Regions from separate parts of the Mus musculus genome. Here all the other regions are linked to region 1. A link is a loop called in an ENCODE intact Hi-C map of the cell type or tissue named here. Cell type or tissue: heart. All regions are shown on one strand. Each heading gives the region's core, and the rest is flanking DNA. Links, peaks and the distances in the headings are about the cores only. Region 1 holds the start of Tbrg3 (transforming growth factor beta regulated gene 3). Region 2 overlaps AW121686 (a long non-coding RNA gene). Region 3 overlaps Tcf20 (transcription factor 20). Region 4 has its middle 3.6 kb from the start of Serhl.

Region 1 (5,446 bases), core at 273-5,272:
TTTATAGTAATTTTTTCATAAGCCATAAAACAAGCATAATACATACTTGAGTGTGAGAGGTGCTTCTAATTCAAGTAACTGGCACTTTTTCAAATCATACAGTAAACATGAGGTCATAATTCAAGTCCTAATAAAAAATTCCAAATAACTCATATGTATAATCTTAAGTGTCTCCTTATGTGACAGGCATGATTTTAACTAATATAAAAGAAAACCTTCTTTTAACACATACACAAGATAAACATTATGAGCCCATTTTGCCATCCACGTTTAAAGACCATTAAGGCTATACAGACCAAAATTTTTTAAAAAATGATCTAAAAAAACCATAGTGAGCTATATTTTATGGGGAATTGAGCAAAAACAAAAAAACAAACAAAAACAAAACAAAACAAAGTCTTCCACAAACAAGAGCAAAATCCAAGTTGGTCTAAGAGTACTTACCATTCAAAAGCATATGGCCCAGGGCCCTCACACACCAGAAAATCAGTAAAACTAACGGGTTCTTCAGCATCTGCCAGGGAAGTACCCTGCTACCACTAGGAATAAACCGGGGATGCAAACCATTTACTGCATCCTGAGGTGGATATTAATTCTGCAAGCCTACTACATCGCATAGCTAATTCTACTTTATCCCTACTCCAAGACTGAAATTGGAATTTGAAGTTAGCCAAGTAAGAGTCACCTAAAAGATCTTGAAATAGCATCCCTTCCCCACGTGGAAAGGGCTTCCAACAAAAACAGACCCAATCATCGCATCCATATTTCCCAATTAGCCAGTGCTTTTTCGGAAAACTCTTATCACAAAGGAAAAAAAAAAAGCATAATAATGTGCATTCAACATAAGCTAGACTGCTATTAATAGTGTGCGTTTTCTCTTCAGAAGCACAGAAAAGCACTGGGAATTGAGCACAAACTACCCTGACCAAGTTACTTCTCAAGCCAGTGAGGCGCATCTTACATCTCTCAGTAAAGTTCCTATGATCAAAATGAGAGCGAGCACAAAACCGGAGTGGAAGAACCACCAAACCAAACTCAAATAAACCTTCGAAATGTCTGGCCTGCAAGGGAGTCTTTAACAGAAGTGTAATTGAGGCATGAGAGGGTAGGTAACTTGCCCAGGGCTACAGTTTATTTGGTGGCCAAGCTGGAAGTGCATTCCAGGCCTCCTAGATCAGAATTTAGTGCCGTTTCCCCAGCTGCCAATGCCACCCCATGTAAAATCTTTTATAAAACTCTTCACTAAGGCTGTTAACATAAGGGTCCAATTATCATTCAAAGATCAGCCTGTTAGATAATAGCTCAAAAATTCCATCCATTTTTATAGCATTTACCAGAGTCATCTAATCTCTGGAGGGAGAACGCAGAGCTCGGGTAGAAACCCCTAATTCTGATTCGTCCCCAAAGGAGTTGAATACAGGCAGGCAAGCAAAACTGGTGTCCGCACCCACAAACCGTGGAGGAATCCGCAGCTCCACTGCCCCCCCCCAACACACACACACACACACACACTAAATTCCACTCCCATCCCGGCGCACTCAAGACATCCCACCTCCCGCCGCAGGCCGGATAGCAAACTCTTCTATAAGCCACCACTTTTCCGTGAGAATGAGGAAGAGAGACTCAGAGCCTCGCCTTCCCATCCCCTACCCGCGAGAAAGAGCTCCTTCGTGGACTCCGCGGGACCCTGCGCCCTGCCCTGCTCACCGCGGCGGGGGAGGGGAGAGCGCCCCACACAGGAAGTGCATCCTGCGCCCCTAGCTCGCGCCCCGCCGCCGGGTACCTGCTCTGGGCCGCCGGCAGGCGACAGGCAGCCGCATCCACATGGCCTCAGGTGTTCGCGCGGCTGCTCCGCCAGCCCCAGCCGGCCCCTCCCCGGCCCGCTCCAAGCCCGGCCCTTCACGGGTGCCTCGCCCCCAGCCCCCGGCCAAGAGGCCAGCAACGCCGGTCCCCGCGGGGCTGCCAAGAACGTGGACCCCTCAGCACCTCAGGCCGCAACGACCAGGTATCTCCGCCCGCAGCCCCAGAGCCTCCGGCCGCTCTGCCCTGACGCCGGTCCTGGCCGTTGACCCCTCGGCAGCCCACGCCGGTCCCCTCAGCCCGCTCCGCGACTCCCGAGGCTCAGCACTTGCAGGGCGGGCCGGGCCACGACCTGTGCTCCCAGCAGCCAGCCTGAGCGGCGCGGCCCGGTCCCGGCCCCTCGGGCTGCCCTTTCTCCTCAGGCCGGGCGGCGGTTACCTGCAGGAGCCCCCCGGCCCGTCCCTCGGCCTCCGCCGGCGCTGGGAGGGGAGGGGGCGGCGGCGCGGCGCGGGGTGGGGGTGGGGGTGCCTCCACCGCCTCCAGCGCGGACGCCCAGGCCGACGGCGGGGCGGGCCGGGGCCGCGGCCCCTAGAGGCTCGCTCCGGCCCGCGCGCTCGCTGGCTCACTCCCCGCTCCGGCGCGCCTCAGGGAGGGCTCCCCCGGCTGAGGCCGTGGCCGCCTCGCAGGGGCCGAAGGCGGCTCGGCTCCGGGTTTTTTCTCTCCATTCTCCCAACACACAGGAAATAACAGAGCGTCAGGTGACGGCGCGCAGCCAATGAGGCGGCTCCGGGCCCCGGCGCGCGGGCGGGCGGGAGGGCGCGCGGCGGGGCGGGGCGGGCGCAGGGGGCGGGGCCGGGGGCGGGGTGGCGCGCTGCCCACCCGCGTGTGGCAGCGTCGAGAGGCGCAGCAAGGAGACCCCCTACTCTGCGGTCCGGGACCACGCGCCCAGTGCTACCTCCAGCCCTCCGCTTAAGGCTACCTTGTGGGGTGCCCCAGAGCAACTTTCTGGGGAGTTAGTGGCACAGAACCTTCTACTGGGATTTCTGGAGTTCTCCCAGAGCCTCCAAATCCGAAGTCGCGCCTTTGGCAGCCCTTGAAGCCCGTGGCAATTTGTATAGTTACTTGAGCTGCCACCAGGGTGGCTCCCGCTTTCTTAACGTCCGCCGGGCCCAGGTGGGTAACATGGCCTGGTGTGTGCGGATGCACTCTCTGCCCATGGTGCCTACTGGGTGTTCCTGGATGAACAACAGTCTCTGACACTCAGTTTCCTCCGTTCTAAAAGCAAAGAAGCCAACCTACCTCACGTGTAAAATAGACTTCCACACCAGTAGTCTGCAGTGGTGCTGAGGTTCTGCACTCCTGGATGGTAGGCCCAGAACTGAAGTAAGAGATTTCCAGGGCCATGCCTCAGGCCCTAGCCAGCCTTCCCTTGTTCCTCAGATATCTTCACAGAGCAAAGGGCTAAATTTCTTTTTCCTCAAGAAAAATCTCATGTACAACCACCGTCTCATAGATCAGTGGTTCTCAACCTTCCTAATGCTTTGACCCATTAATATAGTTCATATTGTGGTGACCCTAACCATAAACTATGTCAATGCTACTTCATAACTGTAATTTTGCTACTGTTATGAATAGTAATCTCTGTTTTCTGACAGCCTCTCCTGTGAAAGGGTCATTCACTACCAAAGCTGTCCCGACGCCTAGGTTGGAACTGCTGCCTTAGATGGCAGTACCTACTGTGTGCCCACCCCTCTGCTATGCAAAATGAAGCTAATAAGGAGAGGGTGAGGTTGGACTATTTATACCCTGCTTTTGGCACACTCAGAGACCTCTCCACTTTGGACCTCACAGATGCAAGAGGAAGGAGAAGGTTTGAATTATGTGTCCCTAAAACTACTGATTCTAAACTAAGCCTGCATCCAGCCTAGATGTTGGGGAGTCTGTGGCTTCCCCTCTAAAGCAACCCAACTTGAGAGGAAACTGGAATCCAAACATGCTTTGGGTGTAAGGTGAGATGCTGACAGGAGTCAGTTGTGGTTGGTCTGGGGACCAGATTTCATATATTTGGGATCTACAGATCCCTGTGGCCTGGCTTTTACCCTTTCACCTTTCATTCTATCCAGCCAGAGTACTTCACTCTCCCTAGCCTCAGGCCACCCACAGAGGGTCTGGTGATTCCAGGCACAGCTAGGGATCCTGGTTCTAGGGACCCTATCAGGAGGATGTGGTGGAGAAGGTAATGATTTCTCCCAGCCCACCTCATCAAGTAGGGGCTAGTCCAACGCAGGTCTGGCTGTTCCCGGAGATTTGACTCCCCCACACCTCTTTGACAACAGGCAAAGTGCCAAGCCCTTCCGGAGCAAAGCGGCAAAGCTGAATAGACCGCCAGGCCCTGCCCTCTAGCTGTTCCCATTGTTCTGTTTCTTTCAAACTCTCAGCCACTAAGGCTTTTAAGAGACCACAGCCTGGCTACTGCTAGTGTCAAGACTGCCATGAGAAAGGTGGGAGGAACTGGAAACCTCTAAAGTTTTCTGCACCAAGGGGCGTGGGAGGGAGGAGAATGTAGATGTGCCTTCTTGGTGACTCAGTGTTGAAGGCATCCCCAGCCAGTTCATAAAGGGACACCATTTCCTCATTCTCCCTTCTTCCTAGGTCTCACTTTGCCTCACGGGGACAAGAAGGATACCAGAGAGCTCACGAGGAACAGGATGCAGAGAAACACTGGGTCCAGTCCCTGCCTCCTTCCCTACGGTAGCCCCCTCCCTACTCTTTCAGTCCCTTTCAGAACACTATCCAGATGACCACCACATGGAAGCTTGCCCCATTCTTACAGCCAGATCTGCTGGGACCCTACCATATGCCTTTGAATTATCACACAGAGGAAACACATTCATTGAAATCATGACCAGCAGACAGGTAGTAGTGCTCTTGTGCTGTGTGGGGGGCCTGGACAACTCATTTCTCCCCGCTGAGTTCCATGCCTGACCCCCTAGTGTTACCTCACTTAATAGGTACTGAGAGTATCTAATGAGAGCTGCACCAAGAATTCATGCAGTACCAGACACAACTAACTCTAACACCACCATGCACTGTGATACACGCTTGGAGTCCAAGGATGCAGGAGACTGAAAGAAGGATATCACTGTAAATTGGAGGCCAGAACAGCTGAGCAGATAAAGCTCAGGGAAATTAATTGCTACCCAAAGTCCTACAACTCAGGGTCGTTACTTTGTTTTGAGACAGAGTCTCAGAGGCTGGCTTCAAGTCATCATCCTCCAGACTCAGCCTCTGGGGTGCTGGGATCGCGGCCCTGACAATACTACACCCAGCTTGCTTCAGCCTCTTGTATCCTCCTTGTCTCAAATGTATCCATCTCAGTTTTCTTTCTATACTTTGTAGTCTTTTAAAGAAAACAAAGTAAATGAGCTGTTTCTTTCTCCCATCTCTCCTAACCCAGTCCACTCTAAACTACCTATTGAACGGAATCACTGTGTATCAATTCCAGAGGCAAAACTAATCCCTTCTCTCTTTCTCTGGCTCTGAGATGGCTTTTGGAAACCCTGTGTCACTCCTTTTATTACAAACTCCTCAGCCCTCCTCCAAGAACCTGGGCCGCTCTGGGATTACAAATGGAGCCTTCTGCCTC
Region 2 (5,446 bases), core at 269-5,268, 87 kb after region 1:
ACTGCAAATTAATTTTTTTTAAAGCTAATCCAGGCAGGAGGGCTGGCTGGGCCGGTGGGTAGGTGGGAGGCAGCTTTGATTCTGTCCAGGCCAGAGCCTGAATAAAGTATGTAGACAGGCTCTCTAGCCATGGGCCTGCTCAAACCCCTGAAGTGGGGTGGGTTGGAGGGAGATTCCATAAGAGCTTCATCCAACATCTGCAAGAATCCGACAACCTGCCACGGGGGAAGGTGCCAGGAGAACAGGTCTGCCGGGCGTAGAAGCCATGAAAAATCAAATTACAGCCAGTTCTTCTAAGCGGGATTCCAGCGTTCCAGCCAAGAGTCTGTGATCTGACTCCATGTATGCAGCTCTATTTAGGGGTCTGACTCTGGCTAAGGGAAGCTGTTCAGGGTCCTGTCCACAGGACAGGAAGTGGATATAGTTATGGTGGCCCTGTAATCTAGCCATCCGGGGTCCCTCGCTCTCTACGTTCCCTCAGAGTAGTGCTAAAGGAAACTTCATGCAAGAAATAGGAGCAGTCCTGTGGGTGGCACACATCTTTAATCCCAGCTCTTTCGAGACAGGGGCCTGAGGATCTCTAAGTTCGAGGTCAGCCTGGTCTACAGAGGTGAGTTCCAGGACAGCCAGGAAAATAAAAGCAAAACAAACAAACAAACAAAACAGGACAGCCAGGGCTACATAGAAAAACCCTGACTTGAAAACAAAAACAAACAAACAAAAAAGTGGGAGCAGGGGAGGGTGGGGGGGGTCTGAGCCTAGGGCTAGGACAGGTGCTCTCCTTCCTGCGCCTTCCCTGATGAGGCCCTGTGGTCCCGTCCCGTCCCCCCCCCCCGCCCCCCCCACACACACCGCTTTAGTGTTGCTATGAGCACTCTGCCTGCTTCTCCCTCTAGGCCTGCTGGCTTCTTTTAATTCATTTCTATGAGCGTGGCCTGAAGTGGTGGAGCCCAGGCCTCCAGCCAGGGGAAAGGAGAAAAGAAAGAAAAATCCCTGCACACCTGCCAGGCTGAACAGCTCATTTTCTTTGGGAAGGTCTACCTGGCCACCAGGCCCTTTGCCTCTCATCCGGCCAGCAGAAAGCTGCCATCTTTGAGCTCCTGCTTAATGACATGGACAGACATCATTTACCGTGTTGTCCATACAAAGCATCATGCCAGATATGGGACTCTCTCATATATATACATACATACATACACATATATAGATGAACTATCACATATATATGATATATGTGATATATGAACTATCAAGAAGTCAGGAAGAGCAAGGAAGCCTTCCTGAAAGTTGTGACAATGGCCCTGGGACCCAGGAGATGAGGCGCATTATCGACCACCTCTTCCGGTCAGCCCTTACAGACAGGCTCTCTTTGATGCCCACCCAAGCTGCCTCTCCTTCCTGGCCGTGTATTGCTTGTCACCTGTGTCCCTGCACTGGTCTGGAATCCCTGTGAGGAATGTGACTAGCTCTGTCTTGGTCACTGCTCCACTGCCCATGCCTAGCTGCAGCAGATGTTCTGTTTTGTATCAATCAACAGAATAAATAGGGGCTGTGAGGATGGCTCAGCAGGTAAAAGTGCTTGCAGCCAAGCCCAAGGACTTGAGTTCAATCCCAGGGCCTACAAGGTAGAAGGAGAGCACTAACTCGGCAAGTAGACCTCTGATCTCCCAATAAGGACAGTGGTACTGATGCTCCAGCACATGCACACGCACACACACGCACATGCACACGCGCGCACACACACACATGCCCCCACGCATGTACACACATACACACAAAGTAAAATACTATATGATCTCTCTATGTAGCCCTGACTGTCCCAGAACTCACCAGGTAGACCAGGCTGGACTCAAAATTCACAGAGATCTACCTGCCTCTGTCTTCTGAATGATGATGTTAAAGACATATGCCACCACATCTGACGATAAATCTTTTTTAAAGAAAGAATAAACAATACATGCAAAGGTCCCACAGGGACCAAGGGTACAGAACGTGATAGAAAATGAGCCTGGGACTCACCCAAGAATCACCCTAGACATGTCTGTATCTCTTCACCAGCAGGCTCTTCTCTGCCCTCCTCCCCCCACCCCCATCCTACCCCCACACCCGCCCAGTCAAAGCGCCTTTTTTTCCTTATAGAAGAGTGTCACTAATCCCCTGTCCCACTGGCTCTGCCCCAGGCTTCACACCTTTGGGAAGAATAAGAGACACTAGCGTCCCCTGCCAGAGCTCTGCCTTGAGCTCCCGCCTCCAAGATACATGGACACCTGGAGCCACGGGGGCAATGACAAGCAAATCCAGAAGTCCCAAAACAACACAACCCCCATCCCTCTGTCTCATCTATACTGCCCTATACTCCCCCAACCCACACCCACACCCAAACCTCCTCACTGAAGCTGAGAAAAGCAGCCAGAACGCATGGTGTTAGTCCTGTCTTCTGATTCCTAGAGTGGGACACCAAGTTACCCTCTTTCTCAGATTCCTCACTGGAGAGACGGGGACACTTCAAATGCAGCCAATTGCACCAAAGAGCAGATTAGCGGAATCAAGGTCTCCTGCCTCATCTTACTACCCGGGGGAAAAGGGGGCTGCTGAACCCGAGGCTTGGAGCTCCCACCCGCACAAGTCGCCATAACCAAGAACCTAAGATTCTGGGGACGCCGCGGGGTCTTCGTGTGTGCGAGCTGCCCCTTTCCCCTCCGGGAGTTACTCAACGCACTCCAGCAAACTTTCCAGAAGCGTCTACAGCTTCCCGTGGCTCTGCAACACTACCAACCATCAACTCGCGTCCACAGCCTCGCTTGCTCCCGGCTACCTGGAGGTCCCCCGAGTCCCAGGACCGCGCGCACCTCCACACACTCTCCAGCCACTGCGGACCTCAGCCTTGGGGATCAGTCTGTCCCCGTTTCAGATCTCCCGGGCGCCTCCTCCGCACCACCTGCGCTCATCTACACCGCCTCGGGGGTCCTCGGGTCGCTTGCGTCTACACAGCTTCAGCAGTCTCCGGGTCTACACAACCCAGCACATGAGCGATGCCCTCAAGGTTCACCCAGTGTCTCATCCCAGTGCCTACCTTGCCTACTACAGTTCCTCACGCTCCCGTCCTGGCTGTGCCTTCTGGTTCACACACATTTTGCAATCTTGTCAGTAGAGAAAGGAAAGGAAATCTTGTAATCCTCCTGCAGCCACGTGGTGTTTGCCCCTAACCCCCTTCTCCGTTTTTTTAGTTGTTTTGTTCTTTTTTTTTTTTTCCTTTAGAACAATATTCATCCCCAACGGCCGCTAGCTGCGGGCTCCGGGCAAACGCAGCTGGCTGCGGGGGCGTGGCCCTGGGCGGAGAGAGGGCGTGGCCTGGGCGGGCAAAGCGAAGTGTCTCTGCCCTGGCCTCCCTCCGCTAGGAAACCGTGGCCTGCGACCAAGGCTCCTGTTCCAGCTCAGGATTGGTCAGCCCACTCGCGATGCTGATGCCTAATTGGCTGAGACGAAGAAGACTCAGAGGTGGTGGTGGTGGTGGTGGTGGTGTGTAGATTTTATTCTTTGCCTTTTTTTTCCCCCTGAGGCGGCCGCTGCTCTGTGGGTTCCTCCTGAACTCTGCAGCCTTTTACTCTCTAACACCGTGCTCCCCATCGTAATGTTTAATCCCACCTCGAATGATAACTACATTTCTTTGTCCTTCTCCACCTCCATGAGGTCAGGACTCGGGGTTTCGACCGCTTAGTAGTGTAGCCCCAGTGCCTGCCTTATAGTAGGTGTATCAAAAACATTTGTGGATTATATTAATAGAAATGGTGCACGTGGGGTCTTGGAGCTATATTTAACGCTGGCAACAGTCCTAAGGAGAAACAGAGGTACAGAGATTGGAGGAACCACCGGCCTGATTGTGGTTACATATAGGCTTAATATGTAGGCTCCAGCTTTGTAAACAGCAATGCCCTGTGGGGTATCAGAACCTGCTTCTCACGTGTCCAGTGTTAGACTAAAGCAAGAAGAGGGTCGCAATATAAGTTATTTCAGTGAATGTGCTGTCCCTAGCACGGCGTTTCGCAGCGCCGAAATGAAACCCCTCCTGTCTCCGTGCTAAGATCGCAGTGACTGTTGAGCCTCTCCCTTCATGGAAACCCACCTGCTTAACACAGGTCACAGTGTCAATCTCTGACTGTTTGGGCATAGCACGTGTGTACCCAGGGAGAGCCACAAGAATGATCAAACCACGAGCAAGTGACATGATCCTAGATACCGATCTTTGGTTGGGATGTCCTTGGAGAAACCCTGAGAGGTCTTTTTGATTGAAGAGTAGTTTCTAAGAAGAGATTGAGAAAGGGCTTGCCTGATAAAGGAGTGTGTAGGAGGCGCTGCTCATAGAGTTGGATCGTAGTGGGTTAATGAACCAGAAAAATGCTCCGGGGAAACCTGTTTCCTATATAGTGTGTATCCAGAGTCGGGACTGAGGAAGGCTGGCTTGGTGCCTGATGAATGAGTTCTTGTGTCCGTGACTTCACGTGCCCTTCTTATAAGAACACCAGTTGGTAGATTTAGGGCCCACCCTAATCCAGTGTAACCTTATCCTAGGTCAATTAAATCCGTGAAGACCCAATTTCCAAACCAGGCTCATTTATATTTTTCAACCCACAGGCTCCTTTGGATCTGTGAACAGTAAGCGCAGAAGCCCTGAGGCTGCTGGGGACAGACTCCCTTCCCAGCTGCCCACTGCTCTCTTGGGGCTTAACCTCCTCCAGCTCATTTCTGATCCTGGCCCCTGGTGGCCACTGCCTACCCAGAGTCCAGAAGAGAGGCAGCCCTCTAAATGCTAGGAGTTCGCAGGTAGACCTTCCAACCAACCATGTCCAGCGTGGTGCTCTGAGCAGGGCCCCACTGTCCCATCCTCCCACACACACCCTGACTGCCTCCTTCCCACCCCCACCCCATCCAGAGATGGACAAGGACAATGAAAGCTATTTCACAAGCAGCTGGTGATTAATCGCCAAGTTAATTAAAGAGGCTGTAATTGCACTCCTGTTTCAGAGGTGGGGATGATGTCTTGGGCAGGGATGGGTGGTCGGCTTAGGTCTCCCTGAGAAGATGGAGCCAACAAGGCAGGAAGAAAAACAAGTGGTATATTCTAGATGTAGATGCTTCCACCGTAGCTGAAATGCTTATTTGACACAGTGAGCCTAAATGTTTATGCTTGTCTCTGTACATTTCCATGTCTTTGAAATATTTCATTAAGGATGAGGGGGAAAATTCGCCAAGGAGAAGGCTAAGTATTTCTAAACTCTAGTTTCAGATTTATAAATGACCTCAAATACCAGTGTGCCTCGATTTACACAATGGAGAGGCCTTTAAAATTATGTGCAAATCGAATCCCGTTTGCCTGCCCGGTATATCTTTAAGGCTGCTGATGCTCCGTCTTCATTTCTGATTGATTTTCCCTGGCAGAGGCGCCAAA
Region 3 (5,446 bases), core at 363-5,362, 85 kb before region 1:
GACAACCCAAGAAAAAAAATTTACATTTACATTTCTTTTTTTGTGGGAAGAGTCTATAAAAAGAATATTCCAGACATTAAGACTGGATACTAGCTCTGTCCTTTTATTCAATAGGTAACTGCTACAACCTCAACAGACTTGAGGCCCACTCCACACAAGGGTCAGGCCTCCTATGACCAGATACCAGCCCGGGAAGTACAGAATACAACTCACTGTTCTGCTCAGGGTCTGGGGCTGGAGCTGGAAGAACCCAAGAATAAGTAGGATGACAACCAAGGTCCCAAACACATGAGTTACCAAGGTCTGGATTCCAAAAGTCAGGCTACAATTAAAGACAAAACCAAGTTCCACCTCAGCCAAGCCTTCAAGGACACTTACTTCAAGAATATGTCTCATGACCTGCTTAGAGTTTGACTCTAACCACTGGGCCAACTTAAAGAGACAACGACATAGAAACTGCAGATTCTACTTAGGTGGCATTCAAGTCCATTAGTTCCACTGAAGGCCAATGTAAATAGTTCTCCAAAACATACACACAGATATGCTTGTGTGTGTGTGTGTGTGTGTGTGTGTGTGTGTGTGTGTGTGTGTGTGTGTGTGAGAGAGAGAGAGAGAGAGAGAGAAAGAGAGAGAGAGAGATCACCACTTTGTACAGCTTGTACAAACCAGCAACTTCTAAAACTGCAGAGCTGACAACGCCTTGTCAGTCCATTAGTCTTCATGTTAGGTAGGACCTTGTGCCCCAAGAGCAAGTAGGTGGTTTTCATGAACCTTTCACAAGAGGCAGGCAAAGACAAAAAGCACTATAACAAAGCACCCTGCATCCCTTCTAGGGAGCCCACATCTGAATCCAGACCTATGGCACAGCAAGGTGCAAGCAGCCTTCTCTGAAGTCAGTAAATGAACTACCAATTAAACAAACATTTTCATGGAGGAGGAAAGCCAAATACTCTGAGATGGATTCAACTGTTTTTCAAATTTATGATTTTTTTCCAGAAAATGACAATAAAAAACCTCCTAGATTTTAGTCTAACCAGGGAAGAGGGCAAACCCAACAGAGAATGAGCCTGTTGTGGCTGTAGGAACAGAGGACCCTATTTAGAGAATTATCCCTCAGAGACAGCTAGTACCTCTGCCCACTGGAGCAACAAGGCCTCTGGCCATGTAAGTTCCATTCTCTTCAGCCTACTTTTTCTCATCCTTCAGTGACATGCAGGGCAGAGAGGACAAAGCAAGCTTCCAGACCCCGTCTCCACTAAGCTGCATTCTTATGGCTGTGAGCACACCCATCACAGTTTAATACCTTGACACCATTAAGAATATAGTGAAACTGGATGATGAAAGTCCAGTAAATCTCATTTGCCTTGTTTTTTTTGTTGCCTTTTTTTTTTTGGGGGGGGGGTGCTGAGACAGGGTTTCTCTGTGTAGCCCTGGCTGTCCTGGAACTCACTCTGTAGACCAGGCTGGCCTCGAACTCAGAAATCCGCCTGCCTCTGTCTCCCAAGTGCTGGGATTAAAGGTGCGCGCCACCACTGCCTGGCTTGCTTTTAAAAAAAAAAAAAAAAAAAAAAAAAAAGAATTCTTCACAATACTGGAGTGAGATTACAAATAATAAAATTTGGAAAATATTCTGTTTGTTTTTTCTTTTCAAAAACAAACGAACAAACATAGTATATAAGCCTTACCAAAATTTAAGGATTTTTGTTTGTTTGTTTGTTTTGTTTTTAAAGTGACCACTGGTTAGGTTCCACTAAGGCAAGAGTCAAAAGACCAGGCTCCTGGCAGAAGATTCCCACCCACAGGGTTGTCTTAGAAGCTCTGCCTTTAGGACCATCACTCATAGGCTCATTTGTCAGCTCTTCACTAAGGGCTAACTTTAGAAAAGTTGTCCTGACTCCAATTGGCAGTGGATAGTTAGTTCTGAAGCCTTCTTGCAGACATTCAGGAAGCTAAATAACAAAATAAAAAGCTGTTCTGTTATTGCTTTATTAATCCACATGACTAAAAGCTGGTGGTGCAGCCTAGAGCCATTAGGAGGCCAGAGGCCAGATACACACGGAGCTGGGTGAGGAGGTGGTGGGAGCTCAGCAGGCCCCAACTCACCTGTGCTTGCTGTCCATTCCCACGTGCACACTTCCCCCCTCACCCCCGCTCGGACTGCTCTGTGCTGAGGCTGCCTTTTGCGGTCTTGTTCTGCAAGGGGGGGAGAGGGCATGGAAGGGGAGGCTGATGCCGGCCAAAGCCAAGAGACAAGACAAAAGGGACAGAACAGGAAATACAGTGTGTGGGAACCAGGAAGGGTAGACGAAAGGACAGGAATGGCACATGGAAAAGGAAATAAAAAGCAGAGTCAGTACTGAATGACAAACAGGAGGCACCCAGACTGGGCTTGCTGAGGTAAAACATGATTATAAGTAAAAATAAAGAGAATACTGTCTGATCCTAAGACCCATCTCTGAGAATTATTCTTAAAAGCAAGCATAATCTGTCAGGAACATTCTGAGGACAGTCCTCTAAAGATGACTCCTTTAGTATTTTCCAGCCCTTCTGGAGACTGAGCGCCAATGACCACCAGGTGTCAGTGTGACCTCAGCTACACAGATCCAAGTACAGGAAAACAGGGGCAGCAGGGCAGCAGAAGTTTCCACCTTTGCCCTCCTCCTTCATCCCATCCCATGCTTTCTGTTGTACCGCAGGAATGGGTACAAGTCTCATCTTTTCACCTTTCCTAAAGGAAGTGAGCATTCACCACACTGGGAAATGGGCCGGCAGCAGCCATCACCTATACACCGCTGGGTTGCTTCTGCTGCACTACTTGAGAGAGAATGAGGGCTTCTCCCAGGCTCTGGAGTTGGCCTACTTACTAGTGTGATAGATGTTTCTAGACCAGGCCTTGCACCAACTCATTAACCAGATCCACAAACTAGATAGAGTTCTACTAAAACTCATGTACAAAGCAGTAAGTTTTATTGGGTCTGATATTTAATTACTCCTGAATCACAGACATTCCCCTCAAAAAACTAAACCTCTTCCCAACCTACCACAAAGGCTGTTGGGCCCCTTCCCCAGGGAGTCATTCAGTTCAGTGACACGCCACCTTCCAAAGGCCAGGAGAAGGCTACAGCTACAGCATAGGGAACGGGCACGGGTGAAGCCTCCCAGTGTCTGGGGTTTACCCCTATTTCCCAGCTACATAGCCAGCTCCACTGAGAGTGCAGGGGTCAGTGACTCACCTTGTGCTTGGGGCACCTCACCGAGAAATTCTCCTCATGCAGCAAACAATCTACAAAACAAGACAGTCAGATTAGAATGTATGCTTAACTGAGTATGGCTATACTGGTTGGACAGATACACATAAATGTAAGGGGCCTCAATACTGATTTATTTCCTTCCTAGTTTCAAATGTATATATGCAATACTCTTTTATATAAAATAAACCAACAGTACTTGTGGAGAAGCCAGATGCCATTGGACATATATGTATTTCCCCTAGCTTTATTATGTTTAGTGGATTATCCAGGGAACTGCCATGGGGCGCCCACATGATAACTGGAGACCCTATACTCCCTTCCAGGAGCTTTGGCTGTACCTGGATTTCAAGTTATTGAACATTTAAGACCATTTAGATCTGCATCTTAGACACGCAATTGTTTTCCTCATATTCTTTGCTTCTTGGACCACACTGTAGTTCCTAATAGGAAAACATTGACATCCAAAATAATCTATGGTACATTAACATGGCATCAGTCACAAAACAAAACAAACCCTAGTATTTTAAAGTGGTTGATGCTATGGGTAAATAACCATGATACTGTGATACAAAAATCACCCCCAACAACCAGGACATATAAATGTATAAATAAACTTTAATTTTTAAAAAAGGTTTATTATTTATTTATGAGTACACTGTAGCTGTCTTCAGACATACCAGAAGAGGGCATTGGATCCCATTACAGATGGTTGTGAGCTACCATGTGGTTGCTGGGAATTGAACTCAGGACCTGTGGAAGAGCAGTCAGTGCTCTTAACCACTGAGCCGTCTCTCCAGCCCTAAATTTCATTAAAATGTTTTATATTCATTAAAAGAAAAGCCTTAAAAGAATTCTACAAAAATATAGCCGTGACTCTCTTGAAGAAAATAGGTGGTTTCCATTAAAATGTTTTTATTGGGCTAGAGATGGCTCAAAGGTTAAGAGCACTGGCAGCTCTTCTAGACATCCCAAGTTCAATTCCCAACAACCACATGGTAGCTCACAACCATCTGTAATGGGATCCAATGTCCTCTTCTGTTGTGTCTGAAGACATTGTACTCACATATATAAAATAAATAAATTTTTAAAAAAAATTTCTCTGTATGTTTAAAATGACAATAGTCACTGTCAAAGTTAATTTCCAACAGAGTGTTCAGCTAACTCCACAGGACCAATGCAGAACCTCTTTAAAAACTACCTGAGCCGGGCGATGGTGGTGCACGCCTTTAATCCCAGCACTCGGGAGGCAGAGGCAGGTGGATTTCTGAGTTCGAGGCCAGCCTGGTCTACAAAGTGAGTTCCAGGACAGCCAGGGCTATACAGAGAAACCCTGTCTCAAACCCCCCCCCCAAAAAAAATAAATAAAATAAAATAAAATAAAATCCACCTGAAAAGTCAGTACCCTTTCCCCCTCTGTAGAGATAGCTCAGTATTCAAGTTAGAAAGGTAAGCCTGGAATTTCTGCTGTCACTTACATCCCACAGCCTCCAAAGACACAAGATACTAAATTACACAATTCACACTGAATACTTCAGAGGGAAAACCAAGTCCCATGAGGGTGATTTTAATCCCTGGAGGAAAAAAAATGATATATTCCAACTTTTAACATGGTGACAGCATTCCTGATGGCAGCAAGAATATGTGTGCCTCCAAGAAGTCCAGCTTTACTGCACAAAGGTGGTAGTGTGTGGAGCAGGGCAGATAAATCTAATTAATGAGTTCACTTTGTACATCACAACTCTGACAGACCGACAGCCAGGTTACCAACGCAGGACATGGTGGCAGAATGTTAATAAATATTGATCACACATTCTCAGAGAGCTCTCAGGCACTTACCTTAGTAAGTTTACTATTTAACCAGTTTAAATGAAATCCAGATTAGCAGCCTATATAGCCACAGATTTTAAGTGTAATTGTATATAAGAAGCCGAGGAACACATAAATGAAAACTTCTCAGACCCTCAGGATCCTAAACAAATCAGCTGAGATAGTGGTAGAATTTGACTCACTAGTATTATCTGCCTCTGGAGTCTCAGATCATCTCATCTACAGGGTAGACTATCAGCTTTCTTAGATCAAGGCCCAAGAACTCACCAGTTGTCACTAACTTCTAGGCCCCTCCTCCAGCATGAAACAAGCATAGCAGTAAATAAAATGCATTAATTTAAAACCTACCAGCACATAGCATGACCAAG
Region 4 (5,446 bases), core at 317-5,316, 200 kb after region 1:
GAGCTGTGTTCCAAGAGGCAGACAAGGAGCCAAGGTTGTGTAACTCCTTCTGGCAGCTGGACTTGGTAATGTGTAAGAGTCACCCATGTGATACTGGTTTTGAAGACATGAAGAAGTCACAGAGAGCAGCTGAGGCTTGGTACTGTGAGAGGCCGGGGGAGCCATGGGTGAAGGTGCAGCCTCAGTGGCAGTTGAAGGCCCAGGACTGAGGGGTCAGGCAAAGGAGTCAAGGCTTGGCACGCTGAAGAGAGCCTATTGGTGAAAATGAAGCAAGAGATTCCATTCCCCCCAGCAATTTTGGAGATGCTAGCATCATGGGATGGCCACCAAGAACAGCAGCAGCTGTGGAGTAGAGCCAGACAGAGCATTGAAGACAAGCTCTGTGTGCTGCAAAGGGCAGAGCTGGAAAAGTGACCCAAGCCCTTTGGAAGAACCCAGAAGATCGTGTGTAGTTCTCAAACATTGGACATTGAGTTATTTGTACTGTTAGAGTTTGGTTTTGCTTGGTTCAGATTGTGACTGTGCCCTGGTTCCTCTCTCTCGTGTAGGAATTTAATCTAATTTTGATTTTTACAGGAGACCATAGCTGAGAGACCTTGAAATTTTAAAAAAGAGATTCTGGATTTTGGGAGAGATTGGATATTTTGAAGATACTGAAATCTTGCCGGGCATGGTGGCGCACGCCTTTAATCCCAGCACTCAGGAGGCAGAGGCAGGCAGATTTCTGAGTTCAAGGCCAGCCTGGTCTACAAAGTGAGTTCCAGGACAGCCAGGGCTATACAGAGAAACCCTATCTCGAAAAACCAAAAAAAAAAAAGATACTGAAATCTTAATGTGTTTTAACTTGCAAAGACTGTGGGACTTTTTAAAAGTTATTTATGTTTTCTAATGTGGGATCTTGGGGATGAATAAGAAAAGAAAGGTTGTGGCTTAATAGTGATGTGTTTGTGTGTCAAGTTGACAAGGGATCAGTTGTACTGGTTGGTTTTGTGTCAACTTGACACAAGTCATCAGAAAGGAAGGAGCCTCAGTTGAGGAAGTGCCTCCATGACACCCAGCTGTAAGGCATTTTCTCAATTAGTGATCAATGGGGGAGGGCCCAGCTCATGGTGGCTGGTGGTTCTGGGTTCTATAGGAAAGCAGGCTGAGCAAGCCATGATGAACTATCCAGTAGGCAGTAACCCCACCCCCATGGCCTCTGCATCAGCTTCTGCCTCCAGGTTCTAGCCCTGCTTGAGTTCCAGTCCTGACTTCCTCCAATGACAGACTATGATCCAGAACTGTAAGCCAAATCCTTTTCCTACCCAACTTACTTTCTTTTTTTGGTTATGATGTTTCATCACAGCAATAGAAACACTAAGACACATGCCTAGGCTGGCCTTGAACTCATAACCTTTCTTCCTCAGTTTCCTTATCCTGCCTCCTGAGTGCACGGATTGAAGACCGGTCTCAGATGCAAATCTAGAACTGAGACCATATCTGAGACTTAGAATTCATTGAATGGATTTAATAGTATCCTAAGAAGACAGAGTCATAAACAAATGATTCTACTGGGATGCCGTCTGTGCTGCCCAGTGAACTGAGTGCCTGAAATTCTGCCTCCATCACCAGCAGCCGCACACAGGCAATCCCATCTGAAGGACACAGAGAAAGATGGAGGGACATGCTTTTTTTCTTTCCTGTGATTTTGGTTCTGTTTGTGCATCTAAGAGTCTCAGGGACCACAGCACACACACACCCACCCCCCACCCCTGAGATCACACACCGGTCAATGGTGCACAGACTGTGTTTTGAGTAAGAAAAGCTGCTCACGGGCTCAGAAATTTGAACCCCTGGTCTCTTGTTGGTGGCACTGATTGGGGAAGTTTTGAAAGCTTTAGGTCAGGTGGAGCCTTGCTGGAGAAAATGTGACACTGGGGGTGGGCTTTGAGGGTTTAGCTTTGTCCTACTTCCTCTCTTTTCTCCCCTTCTCCTCCCCCCTCTAGATGCATCCCTCCTTCTATCTCTCTCCCAACATCTCTGCCCCTATCTCTCTCTTTCCCCCATCTCTTCCCATATCTCCCTCATCTCTCTCTCTCCCTCTCATTCCCCCCTTCTGCATCTTGATGTGTATAAATAAAAATGTGACCAGCCAGCTTCCTGCTGCTTTTCCCACCACACACTCTTTCCCCAGGATGAACTCTGTCCATCTGAAACCATAAGCCAAAAAAACCCTCACCCTCTTCCTTAAGCACTTAGGTCAGGGTATTTTATCACAGCAACAGAACGGGAACTAATACAGAAGTGACTGTGGACTTAGTGTTAGAGAGAAGCAGAGAGCGCCATCTGCTGTGCTCAGCCAGCTGTGCCCTCCCTCCTTGGCCCAGGGAACTGTGCTGTCCATAGCTAAGGTAGGGTTCCCCACCTCAATTAATTTAATCTAGAGAAAAAAAAAACCTCACAGACATGCTCAAATGTATAATTCCATCAGAACTCTAAATTCAGTCAAGCCTGAATAATAAAGTACATTTTAATAAATAATAATAAATAATAGAGTAAAAATTAACCACCTGAGAGCTCTAAGATAACCGACCAGGTAGAGAGAAACATACAGTTCTGTGTTTCTTCTCAACAAACAGTCCCTCAGAATATAACAAGCCTTTTCGGACTAAACCCTGTCTCGATAAACAAACATGAATAAAATTTTTAAAGTTCTCATTTGAATGTTTTTGAGTTTTGGCTTTTGAGCTAGGGTCTTACTCTCTAGCCCTGACTGGCCTGGAACTCACAGAGATCCTCCTGCCTCTGCTTCCTGAGTGCTGGGATTACAAGCATGTGCCTGGTTAAATTTGAGGTTGTTTTTTTGTTTTGTTTTGTTTTGTTTTTTAAAGGTTTATTTATTTTATGTATGTGAGTACACTGTTGCTGTCTTCAGACACACCAGAAGAGGGCATTAGATTCCATTACAGATGGTTGTGAGCCACCATGTGGTTGCTGGGATTTGAACTCAGGAACTTCAGAAGAGCAGTCAGTGCACTTAAACCGCTGAGCCATCTCTCCAGCCCGAGGTTGTTTTGAAACAGTTTTTGCTATGTAGCTCAGGCTGGCTTTGAACTTGAGATCTTCCTGGCTGGGCATCTCAACCTCTGTGGTGGTTTGTATATGCTTGGACCAGGGAGTGGCACTATTAGGAGGTGTGGTCTTGTTGGAGGAAATGTGTCACTGGGGGTGGGCTCTGAGACTTTCCTCCTAGCTGCCATTAAGACAGTCTCCTGTTTGCCCTCAGATCAAGATGTAGAACTCTCAGCTCCTCTAGTACCATGCCTGCCTGGATGCTGCCATGCTTCTCTCCATGATAGTGGACTGAATCTCAAAACCTGTAAGCCAGCCCCAGTTAAATGTTTGCCTTTATAAGAGTTGCCTTGGTTATGATGTCTCTTCACAGCAATGGAAACCCTAAGACAACCTCTGAGATAGCTGGGTGTGGTGGCACACGCCTTTAATCCCAGCACTCGGGAGGCAGAGGTAGGTGGATTTCTGAGTTCGAGGCCAGCCTGGTCTACAAAGTGAGTTCCAGGACAGCCAGGGCTATACAGAGAAACCCTGTCTGGAAAAACAAAAACAAACAAACAAACAAAAAAAGACAACCTCTGAGGTTGTAGACTTGAGCCACCGTACGCAAGGCTCTGGTCTTCATTTCTCTCTGCAAAAAATAAACTTAAATTTTGGTATAATTTTAAATTTACAGGAAAAACTGCAAAGAGACTCCAGAATTTAAACGCTCCCACCCCACCCCCATTCTTGCGCTGTCAGCATCTTTCAAGCCATGGGCAGCCAGAAATAAACACTGGTCTGCTGCCGGTCTACACTCTGGGCTTATATAGATTCCCCCCCCCCCCCCCCCCGCCCCGCCCCAGCTCCTCCTCCCAGGTTCTTTTTCTGTTCCAGAATCCAACCCGGGATCCCATGCTGTGTTTAGTGTCATTTCACAGATTTAGCTAGGAGCTTCCTGTTGCTGATAAAGGGGGGAACTCCTGGGGAACTCTTGTCTCTCTCAGTTGGGGATGTGTGTGTTTAGTAATCCCTTCCCCTGGATGCTGCTGCTATTCCAATCTGAGGAAGCTTAAGCACAGGGTAGGAACCTAAGACCTTAAAAAACACTCACACATCCTCCCTGCCCTCTTGTTGCTATAGCTTGTGTGAGCCCCTAGAGAGTGAGCCTGGGGCAGCGATTCTCAGCCAATCCAATAGGCAGTCATCGATTGAGTCTCTCCTGTGCACAAGGCCCTCAGGTAGATGTTAGCGGGGAAACTGTTTTTTACAAGGACCATATCCTACTTTTTAAGAAGCCAACATGCATTCAGAGAGAGAGAGACGGCTAGAGCCACGTGGGGGTGAGAGGCAGGTAGCAATGGTGTGAACAGAAACAAGGAGGTGCTTCCACCCGTGAGGGCTGAGAGGGTTTCTAGGGAAGCTGACTTTGAAACCAAGTCTTGAAAAGAGGGTAGAATTGTCCAGGGTAGAAGGAAGGAATTGTCCAGGGTGGAAGGGGGGGAAAAGGCTCAGAGATATAGACAGCAAGAGTCAGGTGTAGAGAACGGATAGCACAGGAGAGGGAAAGGCCCCCCCCCAACACCATCTAATAGACCGGCAGGAGATCAACCCCCACCCCAGCCCGCAGTGAGAGGCACCCAGATTTTCACACGAGTAAAATAAGAGGTGGGGAAGGGGCTGGTGGCAGCTTGTGGTCGCAGGATAAGCAGGGCAGAATGGAGTCACAGGGACGGAAAGGGAAGAGGTAGATGGAAATGATGGGACACAGATGGATGTGAACATGAGGATGAGACTGAATGGAGGGACAGTGACTGTAGCCATGGACCAGCAGGACAGACAGGAGCCGGCTGAGGTCATGGCTGCTGGAGGGGCTGGTTGAAGCAAGGGAATTTTGAGGTCAAAGGAATGCGAGATGCCAAGTGCAAGTATTGGTAACAATGTGTCACTGGGAAAGATTGGGAAAGGTCCCAGGCTTCCTGGTAGGTGTCTTGTTCCCAGTGGCTCTGAGTGACTGTACTCCGACAGAACTCAGTGAAGACCCTTATCTATCGAGAATCAAAGTGTGTTCTCCACCGATAGATGCCACTGATTGGACCCAACAGAAGTGTTCTCAAAGGGCTGGGGATGTAGCTCAGTTGGTAGAATGTTTGCCTGGCATGCATGCATCCACGTGTTTGACCCCCAGCAGTGCATAAACCAGGCGTGCAACCCCAGTGTTCTGGAGAGGGAGGGAGGCGGCTCAATTCAAGGTCACCCTCAGCTATGGAGTGAGTTCGAACCCTGTCTCCAAAAACCAAAGAATAGAACAGAAAAGCGTGGTGTGTTCCCAGCTCCTAACCTCTGAGTGAAACCACTCAGAAAAGTCCTGTCACAACCAGGCGGCCCCATTTTCCAGCCCCTCATCTACGTTGGC

Evidence for each region. Hi-C counts contacts between places; a loop is a spot of excess contacts. Peaks named below come from ENCODE experiments on the same cell type or tissue, not always from the same donor. Only the 100,000 strongest peaks of a DNase experiment are listed, where the experiment ranks them.
Region 2: it touches region 1 in a loop (1.9-fold over the local background); 3 of 42 quality-filtered maps call a loop at or near these places.
Region 3: it touches region 1 in a loop (2.0-fold over the local background); 8 of 42 quality-filtered maps call a loop at or near these places.
Region 4: it touches region 1 in a loop (2.0-fold over the local background); 2 of 42 quality-filtered maps call a loop at or near these places.

Annotation. Positions count from the first base shown.
Region 1 is chr15:82,897,264-82,902,709 of GRCm38, forward strand. The region is part of intron 1 of Tcf20 (transcription factor 20); the gene reads right to left. Tbrg3 (transforming growth factor beta regulated gene 3) reads right to left here and starts at 1,198. Exons shown (of 1, transcript NR_027799.1): 1 at 1-1,198. Gm20324 (predicted gene, 20324) reads left to right here and starts at 1,817. Exons shown (of 4, transcript NR_045068.1): 1 at 1,817-2,005; 2 at 3,456-3,809; 3 at 4,453-4,551. In heart, for the core only: a CTCF peak has its summit at 2,972; a DNase peak (open chromatin) is centred at 2,518; H3K4me3 peaks cover 2,807 bases; H3K27ac peaks cover 2,269 bases.
Region 2 is chr15:82,984,543-82,989,988 of GRCm38, forward strand. It overlaps AW121686 (a long non-coding RNA gene), which reads left to right. Exons shown (of 2, transcript XR_384274.3): 2 at 2,181-3,256. It also overlaps a transcript of Tcf20 not described here. Among named protein-coding and RNA genes, the nearest start is that of AW121686, 6.1 kb to the left of the region's middle. In heart, for the core only: a CTCF peak has its summit at 3,332; a DNase peak (open chromatin) is centred at 3,399; H3K4me3 peaks cover 1,870 bases; H3K27ac peaks cover 243 bases; H3K27me3 peaks cover 2,458 bases.
Region 3 is chr15:82,812,378-82,817,823 of GRCm38, forward strand. It overlaps Tcf20 (transcription factor 20), which reads right to left. Exons shown (of 5, transcript NM_013836.3): 4 at 3,234-3,283. Among named protein-coding and RNA genes, the nearest start is that of Cyp2d26, 21 kb to the left of the region's middle. In heart, for the core only: a CTCF peak has its summit at 2,571 (motif pointing right); a DNase peak (open chromatin) is centred at 2,144.
Region 4 is chr15:83,093,834-83,099,279 of GRCm38, forward strand. No RefSeq gene overlaps it. Among named protein-coding and RNA genes, the nearest start is that of Serhl, 3.6 kb to the right of the region's middle. In heart, for the core only: a CTCF peak has its summit at 2,326 (motif pointing left); no DNase peak of the experiment used is centred there; H3K27me3 peaks cover 347 bases.